2 separate regions of the Mus musculus genome follow, and region 2 is linked to region 1. Evidence: chromatin loops called from intact Hi-C (ENCODE). Cell type or tissue: heart. All regions are shown on one strand. Each heading gives the region's core, and the rest is flanking DNA. Links, peaks and the distances in the headings are about the cores only. Region 1 has its middle 13 kb from the start of A230001M10Rik. Region 2 overlaps Ngf (nerve growth factor).

Region 1 (15,231 bases), core at 2,645-10,644:
ATAATGAACTGACAGCAACTGGTACCTACTGCTGCATTGCAATGCCTAGTTCTGCATCTCTATCTGGAGTATCTCTTTCATAGGATTTCTACAATTCTGCCATGTGGTGTGCCTATATGAGTCCCCTTGGCTATTCTGAATCCTAGGCAAACCTGGAAGTCTAGGGAGCAGAAGCTCTTGATTGTATCAGCCCAGTCAGTGCTCTAGGTAACAGATGGAATTGGGAGTGAAAGGTGTTAGGTTGGGTATAGCTCCTGTGAAAAACAGAACTGGGTAGGAAAAGCCTTAAGGCAGTGCAGATCAGACACCTGTGCAACGGAACTGGGGATGGACAGGGAGATCCCCAAATGATGAGGTGGATCCTTCAAGTTTTAGTTGGCAGAGAACACTGAGACAAAGTTGGCACACACTGGGCCAGAATAGCAAAACCCCAGGACCCTGCCACATTCCCTCACAGACAGCTGCTGCCTCAGAGGAGTACAACTGACTCAGAGAAAGAAGGTAGCCAAGCCACTGCAGCTGGTAGCTGGATGGCAAGAGTACTCCTTCAGGCTTCGAGGCAAGGTCTTTCTCAAAAGTGAGATCTCCCAGAAGCAGACTTCCTGGTTGCATGGGAATCAGTGGGGATGACATCAGTGTGAATGTATCTTTTCTGCTTCTACTTGTAAGCAGACAGCTGTGCGTGTTCCCTGGTTCCACTGAGGGTTCGCAGAGAGTCGGAACTCTTGTTGCCTGCAGCAGTAATCAGATGTACCATTCACTAGTGGTTTCTGCCCTGTTCCCTCATCTCTCATGAAGTCTGCAGGCAAGAGCTGATGCCAGCTGAAATGGCCGTGTATGGAGTTTCTTAAGTCAATAGTACCCTCTGCTGTTGGTACGATGAAATTCAATTTCTTTAATGAAGGGTGACTGTTTTCAGTGTTTCCAAGGACAGATAATCCCAAGGTAGCAAGCCTCTAAGGAACTCCACCCCTTTCCAAGCAACCCCTTTCTCCTTTCTTCCTGTGGTCCCTTAGGCTCACATACTTTTGAAGGCTCTCTATTTTCTTCAGATACTGACTTAATTGTGAGATTAGTACCAGTATCTCCCTCTCTGGGTAGAAAGCTCTTATTCTGATAGTGCGTGCACATTCTAATAGAGAGAATTTATTATATCTATTTATTTTGACACAGGATCTTAGGTAGCCCAGGCTAGCCCCAAACCCTTGAATGCCTAATCCTCCTTCCTCCACCTCCCGAATTCTGGGATTCCAAGTGTTCACCTCCACAGCTGACGGGTGGACGTTATTTATTCTCTGTAACTGAATGGGTCTCACCGTAGCACAAACTCTTGCACAAAACTCTTGCTTCATACCTGGCTCCTCTGCTGAAGAAAAGGTTCATCAGGTGACTGTTCCTTGAACAGATTTACTCCTCATCTGTATGCAGATTGGTTCCCGTGTTGGTGTGACAGAAGAGCAGTTCTGTGTGTTCTGTTGTCCTGTGTAGCTTTGGGAGCACGTCCATGGAGATGTAGCTTTGGATGGCTACCATCATCCCGTAGGAGTCAGAAGTCTTGACTCCACCTTACTCCAGCTTCCTCTTGCTTGAGTCAGTATTAAAGTCATAGCTAAGATCCACCATTTTTACCAAGGTTTTCAACATGGCCAAATAAAATTTACCTCAGATATTTGATTTCTAGCTTTAAAATCGTTACTATAATCTTTTCTTTCTCTCTTTACTACCCCTTTGGAGTGTGTGTCTTTTTTCTTCATTTCATCACAGGTTTTTCTAAAGCATTCACGTTTTCAACAAACCATTGGTTTTTTTGGTTTGTATATTTGTCTTTCATTTAAATTATGTCTTTTTGTTTGTTTTCTTGTTTGTTTGTTTTTTGTTGTTTTCTTGTGTTTGTTTTTTGAGGCAGGGTCTCTCTGTGTTTAGCTCCGGCTGTCCTGGAACTCCCTTTGTAGACCAGGCTGGCTTCAAACTCACAGAGATTCACCAGGCTCTGTCTTCTGAGTGCTGGAACCAAAAGCATGTGCCATCGTGCCCAACTATCTTTGAGCTTCTTATGTTTCCTCTATGGTTTTTGGCTTGTTCTATTGTTCTTCCCTGATTAGTTTATCGGCATCTGGCTTGTTCGCTTATTTTTCAGAGTTCTTCAGTACAGAGCACAATGCCTTTCATAAGTTTCAGTTGTATTCCTCAGGGTTTCAGGAGTAATCTGTTTATCATTTGTAAAATGTCTGAACATGGCTACTTCAGAAAGTAGATCCTGACTGGCTATAGCTTTATAATTCCATCACTCAGGAGGCTGAGGCAGGAGGACTGCACGAGTTCCAGGCCTGATGGAGAAACAGATGGAGACCTTCTCTCTCTCTCTTTGCCTTCTCTCAGGAAAAAAAAGGTGGTGGTGGTGGCGGCAGAGGAGTCTGAAGCAATAATGATGTGACTACTGTAAAAACCTGAGTCAGAGAAGGAATTAAGACTTGAGTCCACATATAAAACTGAATTATGGTACACACTACTTTCTTCACATGGAGTCCCAAGGGCAACTGATTCTCCTGACATCTGCGTTCCTTCAGTGGGCAAGGAGGGCCTCAGAGTTATCTGCAAGAGAGAGAAAGGAGGGGGAATTATTTCTCAGCTGCCTCTCATAGTTCATTTCCTACTAGCCAACATGCAGACCACAGGAGGCTCGTTCACAGATGTCTCCATGATGGACTTCTGGCCCTTCAGCATAAAAGCAAGCAGCAGCATCCAGACCCCACATGTTCACCACAGTCCAGAGCACTGAGGTACCTGTGTGACGATCACAGGCCAGGAGCTAAAGAAGATGCCCAAGACTGGGGAGGCACGTAGGCTTGTTTCTCAGACACTCACAGGATGTCCACTTTAGAATGTAGATATTTTGATTTGTGAATCATTAATAAGTATGTTGCTTGAAGCAAGAGAGAGGAAGACATCTAGAAACCAGCCCACTGCCCCGACTTGCTGCGCAGGTGGAGAAAGATGCCTGGGACCTGTTTGTCCCCACAAGATGGGTGACAGTAGACACAGAAAGGCCTGCTTGTCACCCTGCCACATGGGCAGGCTGTAGACACATAGAGGTGTGATTGCTGCCATGCCATGTGGCACCGGAAGAGGAGGTCACCCAGAGGCTCACCAGTTACTGCCCGCAGTGGGAACCATTACAGTGTCCAAGCATGTGGTGGGCAGATGGAAGAGAAAGGGAAGCAGAACAATTTGAGCATTGTGAAGAGAGATGGAGACGCAAGGGTAGAGAGGAATCGCCTGTGTGATAGCCAGTCCCGCTACCTGAGACCATGTTGAAGTCTCAGCCCGAGCTGCTACTGAGGGCCATGTCTGGGTCTGTGGCCGTGCAGCAGCAGGGGTGGGTGTCAATAATCTGTGGCTCATATTACCACTAGAGAGCATAAGGACATTTCTGGTCTGGACAGGCACCTGGGACCACATAGTTGTACAAGGGCTGTGCAGAACTGACCCCACCTCTCACTGGCTGCAGCATTCCGGAGAGCCAGCCTCACCTCTCACTGACAGCAGCACTCAAGAGAGCAGCCCTGCACCTCTCCTGGACAGCACAGTAGAGCTGGCATTGGTGGAGGGGGAGTGGGTGAGTCAGCCCAAGGGGAGGTAGAGTGGGCATGGGGGTGAGGCCCTCACCACTTCGCCCCTTGCCACCTGCAGTAGTCAGGAGAGCTGGCCCCCGAGGTCGTCATCAGAGCCGGAGAGCTAGCCCTGCCCTTCACTGGCTGTAGCACTCTGGGGCATGAGTTCCGCACTTCACCTGGGCAACACAGTGAAGGGGCCCTGATAGGGAAGGCATGGGTGAGCCAGCCCTGAGGCAGCCCCTTGCTGGCTCCAACACTTGAGCCACTGGGTTTCATGCATCAACTGGGCAGCATAGTGGAGCTGGCTCTTGAGGCATGGGCAGAGGGGAGCTGGCCCTCAAGGACATGAGAATAAGAGCAGGGGAGCCGACCCTTCCTCCCGCCCATGGTGGCGTTGGGTGGCCTAGCTGGGGCAGCATTGGAGAGCTTGTCCTGGTGGCATGGGTGCAGGAGAGCTAGTGGGATGACCAGCTCAGCTACCTCCCAGCCACAGATCCAGGGCTTTGAGTTATCCCACCCCCAATTCTACATCCTCTGTGAACTGTTGGAGTGTGTGAAAGGGTCAGTCCTGCTGATCCAAAGCTGCAGGATCTCCTCGACACAGGGCAACAGCAGGATAACAGGGAGGAGTCCCAGTGAGGATCCAATATTGATGGCATCACAGAAGCCAGAGACCTCGAATCAGACCAATGACTCATTGCAAAGAACATTTGCAAGTGAAGATGTGTGGACACACTGGGACACACTACAGCTTCCACTACGAGATGTTTTCTTTCTTTCTTTCTTTCTTTCTTTCTTTCTTTCTTTCTTTCTTTCTTTCTTTCTTTCTTTCTTCCTTCCTTCCTTCCTTCCTTCCTTCCTTTCTTTCTTTCTTTCTTTCTTTCATTCAAGATTTATTTATTTATTATATATAAGTACATTGTCACTGTCTTCAGACACACCAGAAGAGGGCATCAGATCTCATTACAGATGGTTGTGAGCCACCATGTGGTTGCTGGGATTTGAATTCAAGACCCCTGGAAGAGCAGTCAGCGCTTTTAACCGCTGAGCCATCTTTCCAGCCCATAAGATGTTTTCTATGCTTTGTTTTGTTTAATTTTTGTTTGTGTGTTTTTTATTTTATTTTATTTTATTTTTTGTGGGTAGGGGGGTTTACAAAGGACCAAGGACAGATATGAGGTTACTGGCAGATGAGTGGGACTGGGGTCCATGATGTGAAACTCACAGAGAATCAATAAAAAGCGCGTTGCTAAATTTCTACCTATATATTTTAAGGCTATCATGTTTAAAAACTAACTTTACCTGTGCTTGAGGAAAACATGTCTTCTCTCGTTGTTAGACACGGAATTCCCCATGTGCTTGTTAGATAGCTATGACTTCCAAATCTTACCGTTTTCCCTTTAGACTATTTGGTTACTTCTGGGGTGATAAAATGAAGCCCATGGTGAAGACTGGTGAATATTTCTCTGCTGGTCAATTCGCTTTACATAGACAGGATTTGCTAGAAATATGAAAACCTAGAAATGCTGGTTTTTTCAGAAAAAAGAAAATCTTTTATTTTCATGTGGAGCCTTTTTAGCTCAGATAACTCCATGGGCCTTAAAGTCTATTTTGATGATTTTAATATATCATTACATACTTCCTGCTGGTGAACATTTGTCTGGAGTGTTTTAAAATTTAATTTAGTGTTATTATTTGTGTGTGTGTGTGTGTGTGTGTGTGTGTGTGTGTGAGATGGTCAGGGGGCTGTGTACATGCCACAGTGCATGTGTGGAAGGCACAGGGCAACTTGACTTTGTGGAATTGCTTCTATCCTTCCACATTTATGTTGGTTCTAAGAATCGAACTTGGGTCCCCAAGCTTGCCTGGAATACTCTTTTCCAGGTTTTTCGTTCAGTATTCCCTTAGTGCTTACCTGCCTTTGAAATGACACCTACATGAATTCAAACAAACAAACAAACAAACAAACAAGCCAGACTAGTCCGACAGTCTTGGCCATATGATGAGAGCTTTAAAGGCTTTCACAGACACTGCCATTACTGCTACGGTGTTTTCTCGTATCTTCTTTCTTGTGTTAAGCACTGTCTTGCTGTATTTCCTCACCTTGCTAGTGTAAAAGTTGTTCAGACATTTTCTCACAATGTAGTTTACTCTGCAAACAAGCTCAGGGCTCTCTCTCTCTCTCTCTCTCTCTCTCTCTCTCTTGTTCTCTCACTCGCTCTCTCTCCCTGCCCACCCCTCTCCCAATCTCAGTGCTAGAAACATAGGCAAATAACAGTAGTGGAGTGACTACCAAAGATGAGGGAGCACTAAGATGAGTGCTCCAAGTGCCTGGTGCTCTGTGGGAGGACTAACACTCATGGTGAAAGTTGCTAATATTTTGGTTTTTTTCAAGACAAGATTTCACTGTATAGCTTTGTCTGTCCAGGAATTTGCTCTGTAGACCAGGCTGGCCTCAGACTCAGAGGTCCACTTTCCTTTGACTCCTGGGTGCTGGGAATGAAGGCATGCACCACCACTGCCAGGCTCCTTTCTAATGTTTTTATTAGTATGTATTAATCATAAATAAGAGTGGGTACAGTGACATGACCATACCTGTCTTATATTTCTTCTATCACTCACCCAAATCCCCACTAGCCTTTAGTATTCTCTTCTAGCTCCCCCAATCTCCCTCTTCATTCTATCCAGCCCACTTCTTTGTTATTTTAATACTGGGGGACACATTGTGCCATGGCATGATTGTAGAAGTCAGAGGACAACCACAGGTCGCTCCTTGCCCTTCAACTTGCTTGTAACGAATCCCTCAGCCTAGTTCCAAGCGTTGGGGACATTATCCTGTCCCCATTCTCCCACCTCGCCATAGGAGTGCTGGGGTCACATATGTGTGCCACTGTGTGCAGGTTCTTTACCTCCAAACCTCAGGTGGTAGGGTTTGTACATAGACCACTGGACCACCTCCCTCCCCACCCCCTTCCCCTTTTTACTTTTGTGTCTGGGTGTCCATGTCTGTATCTGTGTTCATGGCTGGGGGAGGGGTGGGAAGAAGAAAGAGAGAGAGGGAGGGAGGGAGGGAGGGAGGGAGAGAGAGAGAGAGAGAGAGAGAGAGAGAGAACCCTGAGCCATTGCCTCCTCCTAGCAAATCTATTCCTATGCCTATGACATTGTCTTGGTTCATTTTGGAGAACCCTAGGTAGTACAAGGCTTATGTAGACATTAGGGCTGAGATACTAAGATTAAAATTCAGAAGTGGCTATGTTAACTTGTACATGTATTTCCAGATCAAATTCAGGAGATTTTCCCCCCTAAAGATAAAGGTGTAGAAAGAGTCACCATGTGTCTCAAAATCAGGTGAATTTTGTGCTGTGTCTCAGAACGGCTCACTTAGGAGAGTCAGTCCTTCATTTGTGGTCCTCACCATATGCTCCTGAGACCTGAAATGTTTTCTAGAAAAACACATTGGAGCTTTGTGTAGCTTAGTGGAACAGCACTTGATTAGTGCGCACAAGGCCCTAGGCTTGATCTTTAGCACTTGTATGTTTGAAGAACCACACACTTAGATTCCATACCAGGCAGTTAAATGCCCCATCCGAAGCTCAGCTCATTTCTAGCAAGCATTTCAAGCAATCTTCACACACAGACGGTTCTGTGACAGCCATCAGGCCAAGCAGTGGCACGTCTTCTACACCAGATGGCACCACAAACCCAGTCTAGAATTAGCTGTCCACTCAGCTTTTTTTCTGCTTGCTTCTCTTATTAGGGAAGAGAAAGTCGCAGCTAAGCCCAAGGCACAGTCATTCTGCTAACAGTCTGCTAGTGAAAGGCCTCCCCGGAAGAGGCTAAGGTTATTGGCACAGACAGGTGAGGACTATTCTCTTCTGAGTGACCACCTGGGACCACACTTTAGTCCAGCCCGCAGTTCGGGTGAGGAGTCCTATGAAACACTGAAGACTCAGTCAGAGGCAGACTTGTGCAGAGCACAGAGAGACTGCACCCTTCCAAACCACTGTCCCTCCTGGTCAGTGTTCACTTCTCCCCATCAGAGCCAGGTACAAGTATGTTGACGCTCCATCCCCGCAGAGCCAGGTATCCCTGTATCCTCTTCCCCAGAAGCAACCCCTCTATGTGGTTTGAATGAGCTATGTCCCTCCCCCCAATAGCCTCACTTGGTGGTGCAGTTTGGGGAGGTCTGGATGGGGGAGGGAGGCCCTGCTGGAGGCTGTTTTGAGAGTTTTTAGCCTCGCCCTACTTCCCATTCACCCTCTCTGCTTCATGTTTGCAGCTAAGATGGGATGTCTCTGCTGCCTGCTGCAGCCACCTGCTGACACGCCTGGCCCACCATTATGGACTCTCCCTCTGGCTCCCTAAGCCCAAATAAACTCTTTCTTCTATAAGCTGCTCTTGGTAATGATGTTTTATCACAGCAACAAAAAAGCAACCAATATAGCATCCTTCTTCCTTTCCTAGGATAATTGCTGGTGTTGCACTGGGCCCCAGCATCCGAGTGCCATCATCCAGACTCCATCATCTGGGCTCTAGCATCTAGGCTCCATCATCCTGGCCCCAGCATCTGGGCTTCTATTGTTCCCTGTATCTAGGCCCATGCATTCTTCCTTGCTTCTTGTAGAAGCAGGAACCACACATCTCTGCACTCTCCGCCTTCACCCTCAGGCTCAGGCTCAGGCTCAGAGTTTTACACTCAGGTCATTTCTGCAGTGTTCACTTTCACCCATCTTTGTCTCTGTCATCCCCATGCCCTTTGGTGTGTATTTTCTGCTATTGGATTTTTACAAAATAGATAATTTTTAAACTCTATGTACATGGGTGCTTTTCTTGCACATATGTATGTTCAGTTCCCCAAGAAGCCAGAAGAGGGAGTCAGATCCTCTGGAACTGGAGTTATAGCCAGTTGGGAACTGCCATGTGGGTGCTGAGAACAGAGCTCAGGTCCCACACAAGAGCAACAGCATCCTTACCTGCTGAGTCCTTTCTCTAGTCTCAGCCCTTAGGTCTTAATGCACTGCTATCCAAGTCTTACCTTTTAGCCCAGCATTAATAACTCTCACTTCTATGGCTTAATGTCTGTACTGCTGACATTATTCCTGGAAGAAAAGATGTCTGGAACTCCTCAGGTTGATGGAAAGGACAGGGAGTGAAGAAGACAGGGTGTCACAAGCTGGGGAGCGCAGGGAGCATGAACCCATGGGAGACAAGGGTCACCTAAGCATGTTGACTGTGGAGTTGCATCGGAGGATAGGAGAGTGGACAAGATCAGGGAAACCAATGGGTAATGATTCCTGGTGATGTTAGTAACAGAGAAGAGACAATTACTGTCAGTCTTGGGACGCTTTCTGTTGTCATAACAAAATACCAGGGGGTGGGTACTTTGTTTTAAAAAGAGGCTTCTCTATCTCACAGTTTTGGAGATTCAAGATGTTAGTGCCAGCATCTCTGGCTTCTGGTTCCATCAGTGCCTTATAGCAGAAGTGTTTGAAAGGGTTGATCACACAGTGTGGGGAGGGGATGCTCTGAACTTGCTTTATAACATCCTGATGAGACTGAATCTACTCCTTCATTCTAGCGTTAATTCCCGGGGGTACCTCATAAAGATTCCCCCGTCTCTCACTATTACCACACCCGGACCAAGCCTCTAGTTCATAGACATTTAGAGGACGTTCTCCAGCCACAGTCACATTAGAGCTGACTCTCCAGGACAAAGGTGAAGTGAGGTGAAGTGCCTAGCAGGTGTGCGTGTTGGGAAGGCCACAGCTGTAAGAGAGCACAGGGCCTGGCCGGAAGCAGGCAGGAAGACCTTCCATGGCTTCTTCTTTCCTCTGCTTCTGACCATGACTGCTTTCTGCTGTCTCGCCTAGAGCCTCTGGAAAACCAGAGACCCCCGATGAGCTTCAGGCAGAGAGCTGGGCAGAAATAAAATAAAGTAAAATAAAACAACAACAACAACAACAACAAAACAACCAATCAACCAACCAACAACCTCCCTACAACCCCCCTAATACCAAAGACAAGAATGTTGGATGCACTAACAGTGACCTGCATGTGGCCAAATACCTTGAAAGAAGCAACTTTAAAGAGGCAGGATTTATTTTGGTTTATAGTTTGAGGGGATCCAGTCCACCATGTTGAGAAAGGCTGGGCAGGGTCCTTAGTTGGGAAGCAGGGAGCAATAGATGTTCTCAGCTGGCTTTTAGTCAGTGATGTTGTCACTCACTTTCAGGGGAGGTTAATCCTCTTTGGAAAATCCCTCACAGACACACCCATGGGAGTGCTTCACAATGCCCTAGGCACTTCTTAGTCTATCACACTGGAAGAACAGAGGATGACCAGCCCAGGCAGCGGGAACCGAGAGCAACACACTTTATAAAGTTCAGTACTTCATATATTACCGTCATGATGTGGGACCAGTACCAGGATTTAAAAGCCACAGGGATCAGAGCCCACCACAGACACTTAGGTTAGGGGCCTTTAATGGGAGTCACAACTTGTATCTTTGGTGTTTGTACAGACTCAAAGAGTGTGGCAGCACATATCGGGTTGAAATTGCTAATATTTGGTTATTTTTGACCCGGGGACAGCAATGTCTTATAGTGAAGAAGAAGCAGTCAGTTCCTGTGCTCTTTCCCCCTCTCAGAGTCTTTCCTCTTCCTCTGCCTTGCCCTGCAACCTGCAAGAAGACAGTCCAGGAGGCAAGGAGACCGGACCTCTGTCCTTGCCCTTAAAGCTTGCTACTCTAGGGGCCTCACTTCTGCTCTTCCAGAGACAGGGAGCCTCAAAGCCATGGATGGCGTTGTCTCTTTATTGCTCTGTTCACTGCAGCCCATCCTTTTCCCAGGGCCCATCAAGGGTCTCATTTAGGGGAGCTGGGGCACAGCAGTCCTCCTGAGGCACAGGAGACTGCCTTGCAGTGGGGGCACTTGGCTGCGGTTTTAGGGTCAAAGCAAAAAAAAACAAAACGAAAGAACCCCAAACAAACCCAAAACAAACAAACACCCCATTTACCTGTGCACATTAGCGAGGACTGATGTGGATCCAAGGCTGGCAGGGTTGGTGAGAGTGTGCTCTGTTCTCCAGTCTCCTCACTCCCAGACCAGGTGACCAGATATTCTATCTTACATGGACAGCAGCCACATAGGCTTCCACAGCCGCTGCACTCCCGCTCTTGTCCACAGTTGCTACACACACCATACACATACACCACACCACACCATACCAATCACCCCCTCCCCCCAGGAATCCCTACTTGCATGGAATGTCTGTGGGAACCTCAGAAGAAAGCAAGGGATGTAGACTGAGCCTCCCCTGCCAGGAGAGCCTGGATCATGGGTACTCTCCAACCCCAGGGCAAGCATTCAGTCACACTCCCGCACTTGTTAAAAGCATTAAGGGGAACATCTGCAATGTATCTTAAAGATCCCAATAGGCATTTATCCTTCTCCAAAATGAGGCTGAGCCATCAAGAAACAGGAATCAATTGGGTTTTTTCCAGTTGTGAAAAGCCAGGGCCATCAGGTCACAGCCTACCTAAGATAAAATCACTGCTGGCACAGGAGATTTCCGGCCACCCCCGCCCCATGCTTCCTCTCTAAGGGATAGCCCTAACTCAGAAGTCCTCACAGTAATTCTGGACTAGGGAGATCTATGGCTGCCATCCACATCCCCTCTGCTTCCTCTAGGTGGGTGGGCTATCTCCTCTCTCACACAAGGGGCCAAGGCTACTGTCCACCCAGCAGGGGTTGTGGGGGCCAGGGTAGGGCAGTCCTCAGCTCAACCTTTCCAGCTCCAGTAGCCAAAACACACATTGCAGGGGACACGGCAGAGACTTCTACAGCTGGGTACAGTCACCTGTGGCAGCCAGATTCTCTGAGTCCCAGCAATCCACACCCAGCTCAGGAAAAATTACAAATCCTAGGCTCTGGCCTCCAGAGGCGAAACACATTGGCAAGTAGAAGCAGACACTGAGGATTAAAATGTGTTAAGGGCGAGCAATTAGGTCAGCCCTCTTCTTGATCTGCTAAATGTACCAGAGGGAAAATCCTGCGGGAGGAAGTAGGGAAAATAATACAATAGCCACATTTACTTTGTGCCAGTAACTGGACTCCAGGTTTCACATGCATTAAATCCTAACAGCCCTGCTAGAATTTGGATATTGGATTTTTTTCTCACCCCAGAGGAAGAAAAATTAAGTAATTTGCATGCTCACCAGATATAAGGGATGGGGGCCCACATCAGATCGGCCTCACGAGCTCTTGTTATTGGTGACTTCTTTTGTGCTATTTTCATGTTGCTTTTGAGTAATATGCGTTAGCATAAAAAGTAATAAGGATTTGTGTTCCTGCTTCTGGAGTGGAGTTGTTACAGACGGTCTAGATCTGGACTGGGTGTTTATAGATTTGGCCTCTCATCCAGAGACTTGAAAATAGGGTTCAGATGGGGGTATTGAAGCAAAGAACTTTATTAGGAGTGAAGCCATCATATATGGTGGGTCAAATGGGTGAGAACAGGCAGGGGTCCCAATATTGTTTGAGACTCCCTTTGTGGGGTTCAAAAGAAGGAATAGTTGGTTACTAAGGGGTGTATTAAGAGTGGTTATCTCTTATTGATAAGTTAGGTAATATATTAAGTTGTCCTCCTGGGCCTAGCCCTTCCCACAATGCATTTGATTTTAATCATATGCCCACTCAGTTATGCACAGATATAAGAATAGGGACTCTCCCTAAGAGTGTCTTCAATTACTAGAGGACACAATTTTGACTTACTGTGCATGCACTCCAAACCGGTTCAGGCCAGACTGATCCTCCTATTCTTCATGCTTAGGACTTTCTAACTTTGATTTACTAGGGTGAGGAGACTTCCACTATTGTTCAGAGTTGGGAGTCCATGGAGCCTGATGCTGGTGGAAGTAGAGACGGTTGTGAGGTTGCTAAGTGAATTATTTGAAGACAGGCGTGTGGGGGTAGCAGGTGGAGAAACTAGGCTGTCACGTGCATTGCTATCAGGGGCTAGCAATGGTGTTCACAATTCCAAACCAAACACTTACCCAAGCCAAGCTCTCTCCTGTTGTCGCCATAGGAGGCAGCAGACCCTAGAGTGCCAGTGCTGAACCCGATGTGTCCCGCTTGACTCAGGATTTTTAAATTTGATCTCTCTCTCTCAATCTCTCTCTCCTTCCCTCCCTTCCTCCCTCCTTCCCTCCCTCTCTCTCTCCCCCTGTGTGTGAGAGAACACTAACACACACACACACACACACACACACACACACACACACACACACACACAGAAAGAGAGCATCCACTAACATACAAACACAAACACATGCACGCACACACACACACACACACACACACACACACACACACACAGAGAGAGAGAGAGAGAGAGAGAGAGAGAGAGAGAGAGAGAGAGAGAGAGAGTTGAGACAAGGTCTGTGACTCGGGCTGACCTGGAACTTCCTATGTAGCTTAGGCTGAACCCAAACTCATGACGCTCCTCCTGCCTCAGCCTCCAGCATGCTGGGATAACAGAGCCACTGGGTTCAGATTTGATCACCTTAAATTCTAGATTTGAATGCAAGGCAATCTCTATCCATTTGTTGCTTTTCATGTGCTCATTAGTCTTTATCTTTTCAGCTCTTCTGCAGTGTCAAGTGCTGACCTTTGCCTGGTTGCATGAGGGTACAGAAGGATGCAGGAGGATACAGAAGGATGCAGGAGGATACAGAAGGATGCAGGAGGATACAGAAGGATGCAGGAGGATACAGAAGGATGCAGGAGGATACAGAAGGATGCAGGAGGATACAGAAGGATGCAGGAGGATACAGAAGGATGCAGGAGGATACAGAAGGATGCATGAGGGTACAGAAGGATGCAGGAGGGTACAGAAGGATGCAGGAGGATACAGAAGGATGCAGGAGGATACAGAAGGATGCAGGAGGATACAGAAGGATGCAGGAGGATACAGAAGGATGCATGAGGGTACAGAAGGATGCACATTCTTGGAGGACTATGGAAGGAGATAGGGAAGGCTTCCCCGAAGAAAGGGTGCGTAAACTGGGTCTAGAAGAAGTTTGGGTTTAGTGTGGGAACCTTCTGATGAGAAAGTATGGGTAGGGATTTTAGGAAGAGGGACTAGGTCTGTGTATTAGAAGAAAGCCAAGCCTGAGGAACTCTTTCTGCCAGACTTGGTTGGCATCTCCTATACATTTGAGTAAATCCCTCTTTTCTGAGGGTCCCTCAAATTTATTAAGGATCTCAGTTTACTAGAACAGCCAGTGGGTTTTGTTTTGTGTGTGTGTGTGTGTGTGTGTGTGTGTTTGTTTTTGAGGGGGAGGGGAGGAAGGATTTATTTTGGCTTACTGTTCCAAGGGAACACAGTCCCCCATCACAGGAAAGATAGATAGCAGAGGCATGAGGCTAGCTGGCCATATTGCCAATTGTACTTAGGAAGCAGACAATGGATAGGAAATAGGGCCTGAAAGATTGCTTCCAGTGACTCACTTCCTCCAATGAGACACTACACAACCTTCTCAAACAGTAGCAGCATCCAAGAACTCTGTTCACTCATGTTACCTTTATGGAAGGAGCGAGCCATACAAGGAATGTTCTAAGCAGACAGGGCAGCAAGTGAAAAAATCCTGAGTCAAATCTGTATCTGCCTGTTCATTGAACAGAGATGTTAGGGTGGCTGAGGCAGAGTGGGACAGGAAGCATAGAGGTGGGTGGGACATGTTGATACCCAGGTTACAAACTGTTGGGTTCAGTAATCATCGAGCCATTGTTTGTTTGTTTGTTTGTTTGTTTAGCTAGGGAGATGGCTCAGTTGGTAAAGTGCTTGCTGTCCAAACATGAGCTCTGAGTTTTCACCCCCAGCACCCACATAAGAAGCTGGACATAGCGGCATGTGTCTGTAGCCCTAGCACCGAGGAGACAGAGACACGCTGATCCATGGGGCTTGCCGACCAGCCAGCCAGTCCAGTTAGTTCATGAGATGCAGGTTCAGTCAGGGGCTTTGTCTAAAAACTTAGGTGGATCATGATTGAGAAAGACATATGTCATCGGCTTTGACCTTCATATGCTGCAGGTGTGCACACACAGATAGGAGCGCAAGGCTTTCTCTTTTACAGTCTTGCTATTGCCTCACCTGAATTGTCAGTTGTTAATTACTCTGATGTTTCTTTGGAGACAGGGACTCACAAGGTAGCAATACAGGTAGGTCTGGAACTCTCTAGTTCAGGAGTCACAATCCTCCTGCCCCTGCATCTCAAGTACTAACATCCTATGTATGGGCCGCTCATATCCAGTTTAATGTAGACAAGTAATTAACTTCTATTTGCTTGGGAGAAGTGAGAGATAGACAATTAACCTCTACAAACATGAACATTTTAGTAGAGCATCAAAGATGTTGCATGCACAAAACAGTCTCCTCCAGCCATCTGTTACATAGTTACTCCCTCCAAGTTAAAATGTTCCCTCCTATAACAAGGAGAAAGGCTCCTCAGAGTCAAGAAGCGAATGAAACTTACAAGGGTCAGGAAATGCTATAAGGCTACAAGATTCACAAAGTTCCTGTGCTTCTACTGCCTGCGAGTGAGGAGGCCCAGCTGAGC
Region 2 (15,231 bases), core at 2,737-10,736, 230 kb after region 1:
AGACCAGGGCAGGGCAGGGCAGGGCTGGAGCCCCAGGGAAGTTTCTCATCGCTACTGAGATTGAGCTGATGAGAAAATCACATACTTCTAACCAAGTGCTAAGCATGACAGCTGCTCACTTGTGGAGCACAGGGCCTCAGAACTGCAAAAAAACAGAGCCCAGGCATGCAACGAAGCGGTGCCTAGACCCCACACAGCAGTAACAGGCTGAGCCAGGGACCTGGCCATTTGCCTTCTCCAAATAAGAACTGCCAAGCACCTCAGTATCTTAGCAGGCCTTCCAGTGTGATGAAGTAGGTTTTGCTGAGGATGTATACAAAATCTCTGGTTGTCTGAGGGGCAAAGGACCTGTGTTTACAGAGAGTGTCCCTTTTCTCCATTTGACTGGCACGCCTGACCTTGTGTACTGTTGCTCTCACGGTTAGCTAGTTCTAAGATTAACTCTGAGGGAATTAGTGTCATGTCATAGTGACGTCAGCCAGATAAATAAAGAGGAAAGAAAGACCCTTCCTAACCCTTTCCTGGGATGTTTGCATCTTGTCAGTGAGGCTATGGCTATGAGTCCTGATTCTAAATAGTGAGACTAAAGTGACCCTGAGGCCAGTATACGAAATAGGGAAACTGAGGCTCTGGGATCACTGGCTTTCCAGCAGCTATGCATATCATGGAGATGCTCCTATCTGAGCTAAAGGGAAGAGACCTTCAGTCACAAAGTTTAGACAGGACTGGAAAAGTGAGACCCCCTCCACAGAAAGTGCTGCTTGGGGTTATGTTTTCTTGGAGTTATGTTTCTTCTGTGGATTCTATACCATGTTTGAGGAATTCTGTAGACCTACAGGCCTTGGAGTGTGATGGAGGGAGAATCAAATAGCAAAGTGGAGATGGCCTCTTGGTTACTTTCTCCTGTATTTTGAGCAATCTTCCGATGGTGGTTTCTCTGTTCTAAGAAAGGAAAAGGCAGCAGTCTGTGGCTGAGAACCAGTCACTCACCTCATGGAATCCAAGGAGTGCATTGCATGGTAGTATTTGTCAATGGAGCCGTTGACACACCAGGGCAATTCTTGATTAAGTGTGACCGCGCTACCCACATAGGAAGTCCAGTGTCCCTGCCTCACCTACTAAATGTCAGAGGTCACGGTGGCAACTGAGCGTGCGTAAATGGCGCTTCCAGTGAAGAATCCCCTCGGCAGTCATCAATGAAGGCCATTCTCCTTTCTCTGGTGGCATCTATGACACAGCCGTAGAGCTGGGACTTTAGAAGCTCTAGCTTGTGTCCTCTGAGTATCAGCTTATCAGACTCAGTGCTTCCATACAAGGGGGACCACAATATTGTGGTCCTGCCAGGTGTCACCCCTCTGTCTTCAGTGACTGGAATTTCACTGCAAATGACCAGCAGGAGAGGCAAAGCAGAAAGAGTGGAGGAGGGAGAGAGGGGATCAGGGCATGGCAGCTTCCTCCTCAGCCATATGCTGTTGAAAGCACAGGCAGACGGACTGACTGCTGGGGAGTTCCCAGGCTAAGGAAAATCCTCCCCTTCCTTGTTAAAGGGATTATCCTTTGGCAATAGGAGGTGCCCTCCCTAAAGCGGGAAGCCTCGTCCTTTCACCCCTGGCCCTAACAGCAAGCACGTGATTCAGCATGAGCACGTGTTGATATCAAATTAATACAACCAGCCAAGCTGTGAAGGTAAATTTCAACAATTCATTTGAAAGAATAAACTAGCAATGCCTCATGGAAGGGCTGCTGCCCGAGGCACCAGTGACCATTCTCAAACAGAACAGCTCGAGTTATCCTCACCTCTGACCCAAGGCTCCATCATGGGACCAAAGCCAACCAAACAAAAAGGATAAAAAATAGTATTTTTGTAGAATGTATTGAAACACACATTTTTGACTTATCCCCAACTTAGTAGATAGAAATAGAATGAGTAGAATAGTAGATAGAGAAACTGAATGTAGGGTACTTAGATTTCAGAGTCGATCCTTAATGAGACCCAAGGAAAAAGGAGGAGAAGCAGGAAGGACATGGGTGGTTCAGGTGATGAAGTGCATGCCAGGCAAGCATGAAGACCAAAGTTAAAATCTCCAGCACCCATCTAAAAAGCCAGGGGTGCGGACATGAGCCTGCAAGTCTAGCACCAGGGAGGCAAACACAGGAGGCTCCTTAGAACTTTCTGGCTGGTTTAGTCTAGCCCAAAAAGTGACTTCCAAATTTAGTGAGACACCCTGTTTCCAAAAAAAAAAAAAAAGATAAGGTAAAAAGGGAAGAGAAAAACGCCCAACATTACACATGTACACACACACACACACACACACACACGGTGGGGGGAGGGGTAAGGGAGATTTAAAGGGATTACAAATGAGACTGATCGGTTGACAAAAATCTGTCAGGTAGGGCTGGCTACAATGCTTTCTGAATTGCCCAAGACTTTGGCAACCCTTTTGCACGTGCAGCAAGTCTTTTTATTGGTAGGGGTGTGAGTCAGAATTAGACAGTCAGAGCTTCCGTGAAAACTCATCAGTAATCTAGCAGCCTGAGCAGCTCTGGCACAGCCTGGGTGGCTTTTGCAGGTGGAATTCTGATGAGTGGCTGAGTCTGGCTATGAAGTTGACCCGAATGTGCAGCCCAAGTTTGGCACACAGACGCTATCCCATCCTGGGCAGTTACAACCCACTGATACTGGAATAGTTTCCAAGTAACCACAAGGTATTTGCTCTCTTGGACGATGTTATAGGAGCACATAGTCACTGCTCACCCTTAAGTCACTGAGATGGGAGAGAATATTAATGCGTGGCCACTGATGGTTTTTCCTGTTTCCTTTGGCTGTTCCTTCTGTAGTAGAGGCTGGCGTTCTACATGCTGTTCCTAAGGAAGCTTAGAGACAACAGTCCCTCCTGGTGGAGGCAAGACCTCAGCCACTGCCAACGTTAGAGAAGGGGAAAGTGTCGCATCAGTCCCGTGGTTTGCAGCCAGCTCTGTGGCTTACAACCATCATTACTCATGATGGTGACTTGCAGCTCTTCCCTATTCAGTCTGGTGAAATGATACCCCATTTTTGGATCTGAGTAGACCTGGTTGAGAGGTCAGCAGACAGAGGTACTGCCTCATCATTATGAATAACCGCGTGTTAAGTCCTCTGTGGCAAGTGGGAGTTGCCAGGAGAGACAGGTTCCCTCTGCATTCTGATCATGACTACACACACACACACACACACACACACACACACACACACACACACACACACAAAAGAGAGAAGTCATATGGGTTTCTCATTGACTGAAAGATGCTCCAATAATAAATTGGAGAAGAAGCAGGCAGCACTCTGTGGAGAGCAGAGATCCAAAGAACCAGTTTTCACCCCTGTGTACAAAGTGCACATCACTGTGGTATGGCTGCTGTGCCCTGATGGGATAGGATGATTAGAATGCCAAAGAGCCTGGCATAACATAGGCACAAAGCCAACAGGAGCTTCCTTCCCCTAAAGCTCTTTCTCCATGTGGGGATGGAAGGGAGTCTGGGCTTTGGGGAGCTGACCTCCCTTTGCAATGCTTTCATTTTTAATAGAAGGGCAACACTTTTGTACTTCTTGTGTCTCTGTATATATAACACTTCTGCTTCATTGGGGGCAAGAAATCTTTTGGTGGCCCTCATGTCTTCCCTAGGAATTTACTCATCTGTCTTTCTCATCATATCTTGGTATTTGTATGGTGTTTTCTTTTGGAGCCTCAGCTCTCAGATTTTGCTGTCAGAAAATGTTAGATAGTTCTCTCGAAATAAGGCCTTCCTCAAGAATCGCCATGCTTGCTGGCAGGCTTCGGAGCATTTTGGTTCCCTTTACTGAATAACAACTCCTCTGCATGCTTGAAATCCTGAGTATCTTGTCACATTTTCAAGGGGAAGAAGGATGTTGCAGCTCAATGTGTGCGCCCAGATTTAGGCCAAGGAGGGCAGCTGCCACTCCCACAGTTAACCATTTGATTTCATTCTCTCAACTGGACTCTTTGCTGGCATGTTCCTGGAAGCAGGGCACTGTGTGGGACCCAGGACAAACACAATCATAATTCTGTAACAAGGAGCTATATCGAAAATCAAGAGAACACTTGCTCACAAGGTCATACACAGGGGTCAGGCCACAAAGGACTAGGGAACACAGAAAGTTAAAAGAAGAATGGCCCACTATAAGGGGACAGGGCATCTACTATTTTGCTGGATTGTAGACCCAGTGGAGCCAACATTTACAACTGTTTAAGAGTAATCAAAACTTTGAGTTTGGATGTCTTATTTCCTCTTCTTCAAAATGTCCCCCTGAGATCAGCTGTATTAGTTACTTTTGTTGCTGTGATAAACACCATGATCAAGGTGACGTCTAGAAGGAAGGGTTGGCTTGGCTTATGGTTTCAGAGCAATAAATGTCCCTCACAATTTGGAATCATTGGCAGCCATGACATCAGGAACAGCTAAGGGTTTATATCTCCAAGAGAGAGCAGAAAGCAGAGTGAACTAGGATTATCACGTGACTCTTAAACCTATCCCCAGTGACATATTTCTTCCAACAAGGCTATACCTCCTATAGTGATCCCAACAGTGCCACCAACTGGAGACCAAGTAAACAAACAGCTGAGCCTATGGGGACACACTCTCATTCAAGGCCAACCTGAGCAACATAGTGAGACTGTGACTCAAAATGAAGTGTAATGGGAGGGTTAGAAGTCAGAGACTCTCCATTTGTAAAAGTTAGAGTTATGTTGCTGTGAAGAGATACCATGACCATGGCAACTCTTAAAAAGGGAAACATTTATTTGGGGCTATCTTGCCAGAGGTTTGGTCCATTATCATCATGGCAGGAAACATGGCAGCATGCAGGCAAACATGGTGCTAGAGAAGGAGCCAAAAGTTCTATGTCTTGATCCACAGGCAGCAGAAGGAGACTGTGTACCACACTGAGTGTAGTTTGAGGAGACCTCTAAGCCCATGTCCACAGTGACACACTTTCTCCAAGAAGGCCACACTTCCTAATAGTGCCAATCCCTATTAGCCATGCATTCAAACACACAAGTCTATGGAAGTCATTCCTGTTCAAACCACCACATTCCACTCTTTGACACACATAGGCCTGTAGCCATAACACAATGTAAAAATGCATTCAGTCCAATTTCAAAAGTCCCCATAGTCTATAACAGTCTCAAACTTGCTTAAAAGATGAAGTAGTCTAACACATAAATCTATGGGGCCATTCCTATTCAGTCTACTACATCAGTCTTAGGGGGTAAAATAAATCTTAATGACTCCAACAAAATTTGTGAGAAGGCTCGTTATCTTTTGATCTAAACTCTCACCATCACCTAAAGAATTACAAATTGTGTCGTCATAAGCTCAGAAGGGGAGAGAAGTGAAAGGCCAGGAGATCCCAGGGAAGTTGGGGGGCAGGTGGGTGGGGCGCTGTAAGGTTTTATGGAAGTTCAAGCATAAAATCCACCAGAATGGTCTGTGTGTTGTTCCAACTTCTGTGACTCCATTACTTACCTCCAGTCAAGGCATCAAAGTACTAGCCACATGGAGCAGTTGAGCCAGGGAGGAGAAATGGCTGGGAAGCACCTTCTGAAGAAACCTAGGAAGTCAGCGCTTTCCTGCTATTTGCGTGGATTAGAAGCTGAAGGCAGGGTGAAGTCAGGGCTGGCTTGGCTCTGAGTGGCCCCACTCAGAATACAGCTGATGTTTTGTGGGGACCCAGGCTGCCTTGCCTCATCTACCTCCTCTCAAAGAATGAGAGATACAGGCTCTCTTCCCCTTTCCTGCTCCTCTCCAGGGCCTGTGGGTGCTTGCCCAAGGTCCCCCATCAGAATCCTACCCTTTAAGCTAGGCCACCACAGGGGGGAAAAATAGTGTAGTAAGTTAGAAGTTGCTCGGGAGTCTGTACAGACACGCACAGCAAATATTCAAGGAATTCTTAGGAATAAAAAAAAAAATCACAAATCTGGATTTTTGCGTGAGGACATCACAGGAACATGTTTTCTCAATTACTGAGCACATTTCTGAAGTGAAGTCACCAGCCCTCAGCTCATCAGGATTGGCTCTCCCCTCGGCCACACCTGACCTGGACTGGGCTTTCCCTTACCCAAAGCTGATTCAGCCAACCCAAGCCACTGCCCCAGGACCAGACAGACTCATCCCCAAGTCCTAAGCCAGGGTGGGAAGCACACCCCCTAATAGCAGCCCAATTTCAGATCCTAAGAATTAAGAGGGACAATTTTATTGTTGCAGTAAGGGGCAGAACCCCACAAGCCCTGGCATCCATTTGTCCTTAGCATTTATTGTTAGATGGTGACCACACGTGGCCTGATAGAGCAGATGAGTTCTTTAGTTTCTGAATGAGAGGAAATAGTCTCTTTTGCAGAAAAACACGCACCGACTGCCTAAAATATCACCCGCTGGGGCCCGCGAGCAGCAGTTGTGTCCTCTGGATGATTTCCTGGGCTGAGTCCTCTCCAAGCAGTGGCTCTTTGTCAGATATTTCTAATTTCTGAGATATTTTATTAATGATGTCCCTTTGGCAGAGGGATGCTCAGAGTACACAATTAGCAGTGTGCCTCAGCGCAAGACACTGCCCCCACCCTCTCAGAGCAGCAGAAGGTTGAGAAACGGTTCAGGTCACCTGCCCAGAGGAAGAAGAATGTCTTCCAAAATACAGGGCGGGACCCGTTTAGCAGACTGGGAGATAAATTTAGTACTACCATTCTCATTAATGTGAAGAGAGGGAGAGACATGGAAGTGGGGTGGGAGGAAGAAGGGAGAAGAGAAAGAGGAAGGCAGGCAGGGAGGAAGGACAGATAGATTTGAGTAACAGATTTAAAGACCACTTCACAATGGGAGTAACCATGAAATCTTGTCATCAGTTGTATGTTCCTGTGCACCTGTACGCGTGAAGTGTTCAGACTGGCTAATAATGGGAAATGTTTTCTATTTAAACTACGAGGTATAGTTTTTTTTTTTAAATATGTTATTTGAAAGCTGTTGGTATAGAGGACAGAGTGTTAAAGGGTTACAGAAAAGAGTAGAACTCTGAAACCAGACAGCTTTGGGGTCCAGTCTCCGCTCATTGTATGGTGTTAGATAACCTTGTTCCCTAAGTGTTGATGTCTTCTACTAGGTAGACTAGTTGGCCCATCACAGAGATGTTACATAGATTAGATGTCAGCAGTAAATGAAGTCCTTGGTGCTGAGCCTGCTCCTCATAAGTCGGGGCTTCTGTAGCTCAGTATCCATCTCCTCTTCCCACCCATCCTCCCTGCCTCCTCCTCTTCCCACCCATCCTCCCTGCCTCCTCCTCTTCCCACCCATCCTCCCTGTCTCATCATCCTTTCCTCTATCTCTTCTCCTGACACACAGCCCTCCATTCTTCTCTTTGTCTGCTTTGTGATAACTTATCTCCATCAAAGCTGTGATGTTTTTATACCCTGAGGTTTGCATTTCTGGCAGAGAAACACTAATGGTCACTCATAGTCTTTGGCCTTGCTTCACATGTGCAGACTCATCTTAAATGGCCTCTGTTTCCCTAAATGTGACCATGACAGTGATCATGTAAGAGACACAAGCACTTGTCTCTGTTACTGGAGGTCAGAGAGATGCTGTGGCCTCTCCCAGTCCTGTCACTGGGATAGATGCTTTGGTCCTGGTGTGGGTGCAATGACTTTGGATGGAGCTGCTATTCTTACAAAACCATCCTTCACACCTCTCTCTGTCTCTGTCTGTCTCTGTCTCTGTCTGTCTCTGTCTCTCTCCCTCTCTCTCCCTCTCTCTCTATGGATAGATAGATAGATAGATAGATAGATAGATAGATAGACAGACAGACAGACAGACAGATAGATAGATAAATAGATAGATAGATAGATAGATAGAGATATTAAAAGACACAGATATTAAAAGACAGCAGGCCTGAAACACCATTGCAATGTTGGCAGAATTATTTCCTGCCCCGAGCAGAGGGCTAAAGATTTTCTCATGGCGACTTGGAGGGTTTAAGTCTGTCTCCCAATAGAAGCAGCTGGAGGGTCAGTGTGGACACCACAGGTGACACCTTTAGGTAGGACTAAGGCCAACTTTGCCCTCAGCCGGAGCAGTCCTTGACCTTGACTGCTCAGGTTCTCAGTGTAGGGCACAGGAGAAAGTGACCCCCACTGTGATTGGACCCTTGAGCCAGGAAGGGCACTGTCTCAATTTCCTTGAGAGCCTGGCAGATGTGGCCCTGAGGGCTGATCAGTTTGTATGTAGAAGCCTTGCTCCCCTGGGGCTCATCCCAGCCCTTCTTGTAAAATGTTCCTCCCCTAGGCACAGCTCTCAACACGGAGACTCAAAGAGGATTATTTGTGACATCTCAGAGGTTGAATTCCTGCCCAGACCAGACACTGACTTCTTCCAAACTGGTTGAGGTTGCAGGATGATAGGGTGTCAGGGAGAAAGGAAATGGAGCCCATCTTAGGGGTACTCAACACTCACACATCAGTCTCCACAAAACTAATGGCATTAGCCTACCAAGGACACATTTAAAGTGATATTCATAGCAGAAGAGTCCCTTATCCCGTCAGACCGAGATCCACCCCCAGCAGGTGGGAGCTGGAGTGGAGTGGACCAAACATCAGGCGCTGCACCTGGGTCTTAGGGAACAGCAAACACTGACTAACCTTTTCTGTGCCCATGGGGGTGGGGGGAAGTATGTTTCTGCCTTCTCCAAAACTCACAATGACAAATGGGATCACTTGTCCTGAACGTGACAAACCACGGAAAAGGAGACAAATTACCTTTCTTTTTGATCTGTATTCAAGGGTGTTGTTTCTGAGCCCTCCGCAGGGAACGTGTGAACACTTGGCAAGGCTTTGCAGTTCCCCTTTGAAGAGTTCAGAAGCCAAGGCTCCAGCTCTGGATTGCATGTCCATGTGTCAGCATCCCTGGATCTTAGAAATGAAAGAAAATATATTAAGGGTGGGTTATTTTTTAAAGTGTCCTTGATTTTGAGTTTTTCCAAAAAAAGAAGTAAGATGTGTCAGGAAGCTTGGAGTCTATAAAGCAGCAAATATGTCTCCAAAGGTTCTTTGTAAAATATCTTTATTAAAGGGAGAAAGGTAATTTTAAGTGACGACGGTGTGCAGAATGCTCACTTTCCGGTCATTTCTATTCTGTTGATGATTTTGTATTGTAGAATGATATATGGTGGCAGAGTTTTGACCTGAGATGTTTGAGATGGAGAATCTTCAACAAACCTGCCTGTAGCATTTTCTTTTGTGAGTCGGGAAATGTTTTGCATAAGAAAGGAAAACTCAGATATCATCTGAGTTTAGTAACACATTTAAGAGATGGGAGAGTATCGTGCATTCAGAAAAACCTCCTATTCTTATCACATACCATCTAAGTTAGGCAAACCACAGAACTTATCTATGCCTGTTTCCTAATCCACGGAATAAAGATAACAATATTTACCAGCAGTCTCTGGACTCCATCGGGGATCAGTGATTGGCAATGGCTCTCACTGCACCACAAAGAGAGTCAGTATATACGGCAGTCCCACCCTTCCCCCATCCAGGCCTTCACTGCTGTCTTCTGGATCTACAGCTCAGATGTACAAAGTAACTGACCTACAGACACATGGTAGAGTGAGAGGAATTGGCATTCACTGATGCCAGATGAGTAACCATTTGTCTCAAGAGCCGGAGCATTTGTGGAGTCACCCCCAGAAGCCTGGGAGCCAGTGAAGTGTTCTGGCCATGCCTGGATGGATCCCGGGCTGCGCACTAAGCAGACACCTGGGAGGCAGAGTTCAGGGGCTCTGAGGGAAAGGCCAGAAGAAGGAGGCAGAGTCTCCAGGTTCTAATCTCAGTGGTGAGGCTTGAGGTGACCGGACTGTGATAGATATACATTTCTGTCGCTCTCACTTGTCCGTGTCCCCACATATACTTCTTCACATAAGGATTCCGTCATCTGCCAGTCTGCACCGTGGGGATTGTACATCCCAGTGGTGTGAATGGATGCCGAACGAAGATGAATGTGAGAGCAATTCCCTGTGTACCCAGTGGCCTGGCTGAGGACACCTCAACGCAGATGTGACCATGGTGGCAGGGTGACCTGAAGGCAGGAAGCACTCCTATTGTCCTTAAACTTCGCTGACTCCTCCCATGTCTCCTTTTCTGACTTCTCTGTCTCCTCCTGACCTCTAAATTAGAGTCCCTAGAGCTTGGTTCAGGATCTTCTTTATTTTCCAGATCATTCTCTTTCAGGATGTTGTCATCCTGCCCATCATTAAACACGAGCTAAGATCCTGGATGTCTGTTTCCATTCTGGACCGCTCCCCTGGGTCCCAGGCTCTTCTGTTCTACAAGCAGGATCACTTGGATAGCTAATGGATGTCAAAAATTTAGAAATGTTGACCCCTCCCCCCAAGCAACTCTCCTAGACTTTATTCCCACAGAATAATGTAGAAATTGTCCTCAATTTTACTTCCCTCCTCACTGTTCCTATCCTAGTAGCCAGTATGTCTTGCTGGCATCACCCGCACTGTGTAGCCACTTCTTGCCAGTGTTGCTGCCAGTTTAGTCTGAGTCACAGTTGCTGCTCGCCCCTGGCAGTCCCCTCTCGATTGATTTTGTTCTCCTGAATACAGTAGTTTATCGTGAAGCAGCCAACACACCCTTGCAGGTGGAAATCATGCTGTGGTGTGTCTCAGCCTCTAATTGCTCTCCACACACATAGAATAAAACCCACATTCCTAGTACACAGCAGTAATCCCTGAGCTTGGGAGGTAGAGGCAGGAGGATCAGGAATTCAAGGAAGCCATCTAGGACTATGTGACCTTGTCTCAAAGTCACGTCTTTGCCATGGCCTTATTGCAGGGCTTCTTCACCAGAGCTCATTTCCTTCCATGGGGACATTTGACAATACTTAGAAACAGTCTGGATTTTCACAAAATAGGGTTACTACTGGCGTCCAGTGGGAAAAGACCAGAGGTGCTGCTAAGGAACCCACACTATCAGTGCACAAGACAGTCGCCCAAATAAAGAAGGGTCTCACTCCATATGCTAGTGGGGAGAAATGGTGTCTTAGCTGAGCCAGATGGCTGTCCCCAGTCTCTCCTTTCATTCTCATCTTTACAGGCTATCCCAGGTATCGTGCTATGCCTTAATACACTGTGTGCAGCCATCTCAGGATCTTGGCAGGTGCTGTTTTTGTCAATGGGGTCACTAACCACTCATCTATGTATGGTTAGCTTCGCTTGTCATTTATGTCTGCCAGGATGTCACCTGCTAACCATTCTAATCCGGAATCGGTCTCCACTTTCACCAAATCCGGTCTGCTTTGTTTACCCCATAGTGCTCTGTACATTTATTTCCTTCTTTTTTTCCTCTTCCAAAAGAGTAGGAAATGAGGAAATTTGTTGTATTCATCAGAGAACTATGTGTTCTTCACATAGTAGGATCTCAAAAAGTATTTGCCACCTGGGTGATTTAACAAATAGCTGATACAAGTGGTTCCGTTGTGGCTTACTGTAGAAGGTCAGAACAGGAAGCAGTTAGTGATCTTCAGTAGTTTGAGGTGGCCATGATCTGCAGTGCGAGTTCCTGGGTCATCACCTTCCCCTCTAGATGCAGTGTCCTAAAATGGAACAGGATTTGACACACATGCCCCCTCAGAGACCTATATGTCTGTGGGTGGCTGTCTTAGAAGTTAGAGATAGCTGTGGATTTGAATCTTTAAAAGAATGAAGGGCTAAGTTGAAGGCTGAGGATTCAAGTCACCATTGGAGAAAAGACTCTAGAAAGTATGAATGGGGGGCAAATCAGAACCAACAGGGACATTCTAGGTGGTTAGAGCAGACAGAAGGGAGGGCCCTTTAGTAGAGAAGAGCTGGTGTCTTTACTAAACGAGTGTCTGGTCCACTGTTCCAGGATTATAGAAGGGATGGAGGTGCTTCCGGTAATTGTCTGCAAGAATAAGAGTCAAACAAAAGGAATGGTCCTTGGTCCAGGGACACTAGGGAGGCAAATGAGAAGATGGTGTCCAGACAGAGAACGTCCCTGTAAGGTCACACCAGCCTCCTCAGACTTGGTAGCACTGGGAATAAGTATATGAAAACCAGTTCCAAATGCTTGGACTCACTGTCCAAAACCTGTGCTTCAGTGCAACCGTCCTTACAGTAACACCATGTTGGAGGGTGGTCCTTGACACTGACCGGTAGAGAGCCCCAGCCTCCTGCCAGCTCCCCACACTATCTCGCAATGATGACACTTGATAAAGATGAAGCTCCCAAAGCTCACATATCCAAGGCCCCAAACTCTAGGGGATACCGATTCTGGGATGGGCAGATAGTAAGCCACCCCTCTTGAGGAAGGATGCTAGCCACAGGCACATAGCACCAGCCATGCCAAAACCTTATTCAGGAAATTGTGTGGCCAGGGTCTGTGCTTGCAGGGCCACCTTAGGACATGTACTCATGACTGGCTGGTTTTGCTGCCTGGATACTTCTGAGGAGATGACTGTATGGGATTAGCTGGCCAACACCTTGTTTTATTGGTCTGTTAATGTAGATTTAAAGTAACACACCTCAGATGGAGACAGCTTATTCCAACCTTCCCAAAATATTATTATGAAAATTTACAAGGTCTAAAGAGTGATATAATGGTGATGAAATTCAGATGTGTTGGAAGACTCATGTCTAATTTAGTCCTGACTCAGTCCATAGAAGCATGGATTTTTCCCGCAGACATAGCCTCATAGTTGCCTGGGTACTGTGCCTTGTACAGCTGGGGCAATGAGGTTGTTCATTACCCAGGCTCAGAAGTTTCAAGCCTCACCCTCCACAGGACAGCTATCCATCTCCGGCTTCTCATTCATAAGAACCCATCAGCCAGCTTGTCATGTTGAGCCTTCTCCTTCTCGGTGCACTCAGGTTTGATGCTCTTAAACTTTTCTATCAACACACAACCTCTGAACCTTCATTCATACTAGGAACTAATGTGGCTGATAATGGCTCAGAGCAGTGCCCAGCCCAGGGGCAAATTTGTGAGCAGTCATCACATCCTCACCACTAGGAAAGGCACAGGGCATCCAGCAGGCCAATATTAGTCTCCTTTCTTCCTGTGTAACATTAAATGAATTACATAAACTCCTTGAATCTCATTTCCTGAGTGGTGGAAGCAGATTAATCACAATAGTTCCCTTATAAAACGATTAAAGGGAGAGGTCATATAACACCCCGTTCGGTACTCAGTCCATAAAGCTGTTCGAGAAAGAGCTGCCATCCTCATTACATCGGCTAAGTCTTGGAAAGTGGAATGCAGACATCAGTCCTTAAAATATTTTGGAGCTGGAGGTATTGTTTTAAGGTACAGGAAGTGAGTGGGATAGGAAGAAATCCCCAAACAAGGATTGTAGAAGGTTTGTGTCCACATCTCGACCCGGGACGTAATGTTCCTTTGTGGGCTAAGACACAGTTATGCCATCTGTAAGATGGGGATCATATCACTGTGATAATCAAGGACAACGATGCTTACAGAATAATTGACACCGCACATTAGCCTCAGCAAACAGCATCTCTGTTGTTCTTGCTGTTGTTATTATACCCAGGCCCTCAGCCACCTCTTTGCCCAGATCCAGCATGTCAGTAGAGAATGCACAGCTCTCCTCCAAGGGGCCCTTTCTTTCATAAGGCCTTTAAAGCCACCAAAACCGTCATGGAGTTGTAGGGACCTCTTACCTCCAGGTGGCCATGTCACATGGACCAGCAATGCTTTGCCCTATAGCCATTTCTTTTCTTTCCACAGCTTGGAGTTGATCTCTTAGTTACCATTGCTCATTCCTAGGTGGGCATACAAGCCTGGGAGCCATGTCCTCTGAGGAAGTTTAATTCAGCAATCAGTTCAGGGCAAGGAGCCAGGTCGTATCTTTCGCCACTGGCCCCGTAGGAGAGTGCTGGACCAGGACAGACAATCTGGTACTCTATCTTCCTTGGACACTGAAATGAATCATAGGGGCTCCCATTTGGGGTGAAAGCTACCAAAACAGAAGCGTGAGAGGGTTTTTGCCTGTGTTCCTCAGCAAACATTAAAATGGAGGCACTTTTTGGTCCTACCAAAATTGGTAATTATAAATAACTTCTACTGCAATCATTCGCCAGGAATCTCTGTGTCCTAACTGTCTAATGAAGATGTTATCCTTTGAGGGAGAGAACCACCAAGACAAACATAATACCACAGGGTTGGCTATTAGGGTAAAACACAATGAAGCAGAGGAAGGGAAAAGAAGAAAGAAATTTATTAGAAACCTCTTGTCCCTATTACATGCTTCCTAGTCTATCTGGCCCTGTATCTATCTGTCTATCTGTCTGTCATTGACGAGAAAACTGCAAACACTAAAGAATTACAATACGCTAAATTCAAAGGTCAATGAAATTGTAGTGTTGAAAGAATCATGAGAAACCACACATCTTTCTGTTTATGAGTAAGGAAAAATAATGTCACCCATCAGCTGTCTGAAAGTTCTTGTGCTCTAGCCATAAAGAAAGAAGGAAGATAGTCTTTCAGGGCTGGTGTCTGGCAAATTTGTTCTCGGTATTTTCCTGGTAACTGGCAACAACTGTGTGTAGGCAGAAGCAGCAAGTGACGCCCCCTAGTGTTGCAGTTTCCATACAGCCTTGGGTGCGAGAAGTTGAAGAACTAAGCCAGTGGTCTCAGACTCTTGGCTTTAAAGACTAGACAGCTCACACAGGAAGCTGCTTGCTTGACTTCCACAACACAGCTGTGGCTGGGACTCCCTCCAGCAGAACTGTCTGGAATATCTGCTGGGACCACTTATTTGGGAGGTGAGTCTACCTAGGAATCAGGATGCCTGGCAGGTCACTGGAAAGTGAGACACCAGGATGCTCACCATAATGCTCAGGAGGGCTGCTACCTTCTGGAGCACTAAAGGACAGGTTCTGAGGTCAAGCAGTAGTTGGCCTTGCTGCTTTGACAGTTGGCCTGCACTAGGGAGCGGTTGAGGCCATTCTGCTGTCATTGCTACCCCTCTATGGTGTCCTCAACACACACACTGAAAGACATAAGAAGATGCTTGTGAAAAACCTGATTGTGCCTAATGCTGCCATACCAGGAGACGTTCAGAAGAATGAGCCAGCCAATGTACTGAGTGAGCCTGAAAAGCTTATCTATATAAACTAGCTGTGAACATTTGGACCAATCACAGTCATTTACT

The links. Peaks named below come from ENCODE experiments on the same cell type or tissue, not always from the same donor. Only the 100,000 strongest peaks of a DNase experiment are listed, where the experiment ranks them.
Region 2: a loop joins it to region 1, with 3 times the contacts of the local background. A loop is called at or near these places in 5 of 42 quality-filtered maps.

The regions. Positions count from the first base shown.
Region 1 is chr3:102,242,261-102,257,491 of GRCm38, forward strand. No RefSeq gene overlaps it. Among named protein-coding and RNA genes, the nearest start is that of A230001M10Rik, 13 kb to the right of the region's middle. In heart, for the core only: a CTCF peak has its summit at 7,282 (motif pointing right); no DNase peak of the experiment used is centred there; H3K27me3 peaks cover 436 bases.
Region 2 is chr3:102,472,021-102,487,251 of GRCm38, forward strand. The region is part of intron 1 of Ngf (nerve growth factor); the gene reads left to right. Among named protein-coding and RNA genes, the nearest start is that of Ngf, 9.7 kb to the left of the region's middle. In heart, for the core only: no CTCF peak of the experiment used is centred there; DNase peaks (open chromatin) are centred at 6,151 and 6,481.